Regions from separate parts of the Homo sapiens genome. Here region 2 is linked to region 1. A link is an interaction called in ENCODE POLR2A ChIA-PET data of the cell type or tissue named here. Cell type or tissue: GM12878. All regions are shown on one strand. Region 1 overlaps ASH1L (ASH1 like histone lysine methyltransferase). Region 2 overlaps ASH1L (ASH1 like histone lysine methyltransferase).

The links. Peaks named below come from ENCODE experiments on the same cell type or tissue, not always from the same donor. Only the 100,000 strongest peaks of a DNase experiment are listed, where the experiment ranks them.
Region 2: POLR2A ChIA-PET joins it to region 1 with 10 read pairs; 4 of 35 experiments call an interaction of 5 or more read pairs at or near these places.

What each region holds. Positions count from the first base shown.
Region 1 is chr1:155,403,709-155,406,208 of GRCh38, forward strand. The region is part of intron 6 of ASH1L (ASH1 like histone lysine methyltransferase); the gene reads right to left. Among named protein-coding and RNA genes, the nearest start is that of MIR555, 59 kb to the left of the region's middle. In GM12878, no CTCF peak of the experiment used is centred here; no DNase peak of the experiment used is centred here.
Region 2 is chr1:155,499,257-155,501,756 of GRCh38, forward strand. All of the region lies in intron 2 of ASH1L (ASH1 like histone lysine methyltransferase), which reads right to left. Among named protein-coding and RNA genes, the nearest start is that of ASH1L-AS1, 62 kb to the right of the region's middle. RefSeq lists enhancers at 758-1,259, 940-1,109. In GM12878, no CTCF peak of the experiment used is centred here; a DNase peak (open chromatin) is centred at 1,145; H3K4me3 peaks cover 1,442 bases; H3K27ac peaks cover 1,803 bases.

The DNA of each region.
Region 1 (2,500 bases):
TCCAAGCAATTACCAGAAGAAAACAAAAGTAAATTTCTTACTTGCTTAAAATTTGTGTGTGGGAGAGCTTTTCTAATGACTTGAAATACAGAAGCTTTTTTTGGAGGGCGGCGATCTATTCTGCAGAAGCTGTATCCCCTCTTTCACTTCCTGCTGCAGCCAATAAAGGCCGTTCCTACCATTAAAAAAAAAAAAAAATAGCCAGGTATGGTGATGCCATGCCTGTAATCCCAGCTACTCGGGAGGCTGAGGCAGGAGAATCGCTTGAACCTGGAAGGCAGAGGTTGCAGTGAGCCAAGAACGCACCATTGCACTCCAGCCTGGGCAACAAGAACGAAACTCCGTCTCAAAAAAAAAAAAAAAAAGGAAGCAACCTGGGCACGGTGGCTCACACCTACAATCCTAGCACTTTGGGAGGCCAAAGAGGGACTTGACTCAAGAGTTCAAGACCAGCCTGGGCAACATAGAGAGACCCTGTCTCTGAAAAAATAAAAAAATTAGTCCAGTGTGGTGGCATGTACCTGTAGTCCCAGCTACTGGAGGAGGCTGAGGTAAGATGAACGCTTGAGTCTAGGAGGTGGAGACTGTAGTGAGCTGGTATTATGCCACTGTACTCTAGTCTGGATGAGAGGTAGACTCTGTCTTTAAAAAAGAAAAAAATCCAGAAGCAATTTAAAAATAAAGGCCAGATATAGTGGCTAACCCCTGTAATCCCAACACTTTGGAAGGACAAGGCAGGAGGATCACTTGAGGCCAGGAGCTCAAGACCAGCTCAGGCAACATGGCAAGACCTCATTGTCTCTACAAAAAATAAAAAAATTAGCTAGATGTGGTGACGATGTGAATGATCTTAAGCAAAGTCAAGACACACATGACGGAATCCACTAAAAGACTCTTAGGACTAACACCTAGGTTACAGGAGACAAACTCAATACATGAAACACATCTGTCAGGGTAAACTGGTGGGAAAAAAAAATCAATTGTATTTCTATACATAGCAATAAACAATCCAAAAATTTAATTTAAAATATCCAATTGGAGGGCTGGGCGTGGTGGCATGCCTGTCATCCCAGCACTTTGGGAGGCTGAGGCAGGCGGATCACGAGGTCAAGAGATCGAGACCGTCCTGGCCAACACGGTGAAACTCTTTCTCTACTAAAAACACAAAAATCAGCTGAGTGTGGTGGTGCGTGCCTGTGGTCCCAGCTACTCGGGAGGCTGAGGCAGGAGAATCGCTTGAACCTGGGAAACAGAGGTTGCAGTAAGCTGAGACCGCACCACTGCACGCCAGCCTGGTGACAGAGTGAGACTCCATCTAAAAAAAAATAATAATAATAGAATAAAAATAAAAAAATAAAAATAAAAAATCCAATTCCAATTACAACAATTACAATAGCAGTAAATTAAAAAAAAATTCTTGGGAACAAGATTAACAAAAGAAGAATAGCACCTGTACACTAAAAACTATAAAACACTGTTAAAAGTTTTGAGGCCAGGGGCAGTGACTCGTGCCTGTAATCCCAGCACTTTAGGGGGCTGAGGGGGGGGCAGATCACTTGAGGTCAGGAGTTCGAGACCAGCCTGGCCAACATGGTGAAACCCTGTCTCTACAAAAATATAAAAATTAGCCAGGTGTGTTGGCATGCACCCATATTCCTAGCTAATCAGGAGGCTGAGGCACGAGAATCACTTGAACCCAAGAGGGGGAAGTTGCAGTGAGCCGAGATGAAGCCGCTGCCCTCAAGCCTAGGCGACAGAGTGAGACTCAGTCTCATTAAAACAAACAAACAAAACAACAACAACAAACACTGTTAAAAGTTTTGGTTAAAGATCAAAATAGGTCGGGCATGGTCACTCATCCCTGTAATCTTAGCAATTTGGGAGGCCTAGGTGAGTGAATCACCTGAGGTCAGGAGTTCAAGATCAGCTTGACCAACATGATGAAACCCTGTCTCTACAAAACTACAAAAAATTAGCCGGGCATGGTGGTGTGGGCCTGTAGCCCCATCTGTTTGGGAGGCTGAGGCAGGAGAATCACCTGAACCTGGGAGGTGGAGGTTGCAGTGAGCCAAGATCAGGCCACTGCACTCCAGTCTGGGTGAGAGAGCGATTCTCTGTGTCAAAAAAAAAAAAAAAAAAGTCAAAATAAATGGAAAGACATCCCATATTCACAGATATGGTGATGACCAAATACTGTTAAGACAGCAAAACTTGGCCAGGTGCTGTAGCTCACGTCTGTAATCCCAGCGGTTTGGGAGGCCGAGGCGGATGGATCACTTGAGGTCCGGAGTTCGAGACCAGCCTGGCCAACATGGCAAAACCCTGGATCTACTAAAAATACAAAAAGTAGATGGGCATGGTAGCACATGCCTGTAATCCAAACTACTAGGGAGGCTGACAGAAGAGAATTGCTTAAACCCAGGGGGCGAAGGTTGCAGTGAGCTAAGATGGTGCCACTGCACTCCAGCCTGGGCGACAGAGTGAGACTCTGTCTCAAAAA
Region 2 (2,500 bases), 96 kb after region 1:
TATATAATTTAAGGAATAGACATAAGGTGTCAATTTGTCCCAGTGGCAGAGGACAAAGTCTTCAGGGTCTTTTTAACACCTCTTTTATTCCCAACATGAAAAACCACTGCAAATCTGACTTCATCTATAGTCTTTCTCACAGGATTTCTCCCTATCCCCATCTAACTAGTTACGAAAGAGGTACAATTTTGAACTATGTACTCAGTGATTTTGACTCACAAAGTGAGGTCAGAGAGGAAACTTTTCTTTCATCATTAAGTTTCATCTTGTCTTCCTATTAATGAATTTTCATAAAAGTTCCAGGTTTTGTCATCTTATCATATAGGACCTTTAATTCTGATGTCTCTCAAAAAGCTTTCATTCATTTCCATACAGCTGTAGCTCAGAATTAATTAGTAATGTGTAATTATTGAGCAGCCGTATGTGAGGATCTCTGGAGTGATTTACAATCATTAAAATGAAATCAAAGATATGAGCAGACAACCATAAAAAGCAGTATACGAATTAGTGAGTGAAAGTAATGATATTTAGGCTTAATTCTCTGGGACTAAAGAAGATATACCTTCTAACAATTTGGTTCAATAATGATTTTTTTTTTCCATTAGCAAGATCAACAATGAAATGAGAAACATTCACATTCACCATATATACACCATTAAAACAAACCACAATACAGACTCCAGCAGATATCCTAGCTATGAAAGTGAACTCTTCAATCAGCCAAATGCAGTACTGATTAGGGAAGTTCCTACTACATAATGAAAGCAAGAATTGAGGATGAACCTGATTAAACTAATTACGGTAGTTTTAATCTTCCTGGCACATTTATAGCAGAGGCTGCAGAGCCCAATGGCAGGGATTTGCTTTGCCCTTCCATTTAAGGGAGCTCATGCTTCCGTAATAGAAGTCATTTTGAGAAAAGAGTGACATCCTGTTTTATCTCCAAGGCTTTAGGACAGATCACAGCCCCTTAGCTGTCTATTTTGTGTATGTAAAGGGGGAAGAAAGGTTTTACTGAAATGTAAAGATCCAGGATAATTTGCATAATTGCTGCTGCCATGGAGAAGCTGGGCTCTGTGCCAACTGTTCTCTTCTCTACCATAAAAATACCTCTAGCTTAAGCAGCTTTTAAAGTAAACAATCAAGATGAAGGTAAGACTACAGAATCCATCATAGCAAGACTCAGAGATACCTACATACAATCGGGTCTTCTTGCTTGAATAGCATTTGTCAACAAGAACATGGAAGTGAAAACGCAGCAGTCAAATAATGTAGACATGCATTCTGGACCTCTTCATAAATAGGCATAAGGAAAAAAAAAAGCACTCTGAGATGGCACGCAGCCCATAGGGCACAAGTAAGATGACAGAATGTGCCTATCTTCTCCTATTAACAAGTCCCAAATTCTCTGGTAAGAGCTGAGGAGCCTAGACTGGGCGTGGTGTCTCACACCTGTAATCCCAGAATTTTGGGAGGCCTAGGCGTGCAGATCACTTGAGGCCAGGAGTTTGATACCAAACTGGTCAACATGGCGAAACCCTGTCTCTACTAAAAATACAAAATTAGCCGAACATGGTGGCACATGCCTGTAATCTCAGCTACTCAGGAGACTGAGGCATGAGAATCGCTTGAACCTGGGAGGCAGAGGTTGCAATGAGCTGATATTGCACCACTGCACTCCAGCCTGGGCGACAGAATGAGACTCTGTCTCTAAATAAAAAGAAACTATATTTAAAAAAAAAGAGCTAAGGAGCCTAAACACAAAGAATTGGTTTAAAAAATAAAAACAAAACAAAAGGCAATTGGAAAAACACAATACCCCATAGTATTAATAATAAAATTGTTTGACTTGGGTTCATATGGTACCACCTATTTGGGGTAAGTCATTAAGATGTGTTAAACTCTTTCAAAAGGTGTTTGACATCTAAAAATGTTTTGTCTTTCTTCCTTATTTTTAAAATCAGAAATGGGGTCTTGTTACGTTGCCAAGGATGGATTTAAACTCCTGGCCTCAAGCAATCCTCCTGCCTCAAGTCTTCTGAGTAACTGGGATTACAAGCCTAAGCCACCATGCCCAACTTCAAAATGTTTTCTTAAACTAAGATTACTTTCAGATGTTCCTAATTATTTATTACATATTGTCTCACTCTATCACCTAGGCTGGAGTGCAGTAGCACAATCTCAGCTCACTGCAATCTCCACCTCCCGGTTTCAAGTGATTATCGTACTCCATCCCTCCAAGTAGCTGGGACTACAGGTGGGTGTCACCATTCCTGGCTAATTTTTATATTTTTAGTAGAGACCAGGTTTTGCCATGTTGACTAGGCTGGTCTTGAACTCCTGACCGCGGGTGATCTGCCCACCTTGGCATCCGCAATTTCTTAAAAATAGCAATCTACAGATTGTTTTATTCATTCATTTTTTTGAGACAGAGTCTCGCTCTGTCACCAGGCTGAAGCGCAGTGGCGCAATCTCGGCTCACTGCAACCTCCACCTCCCG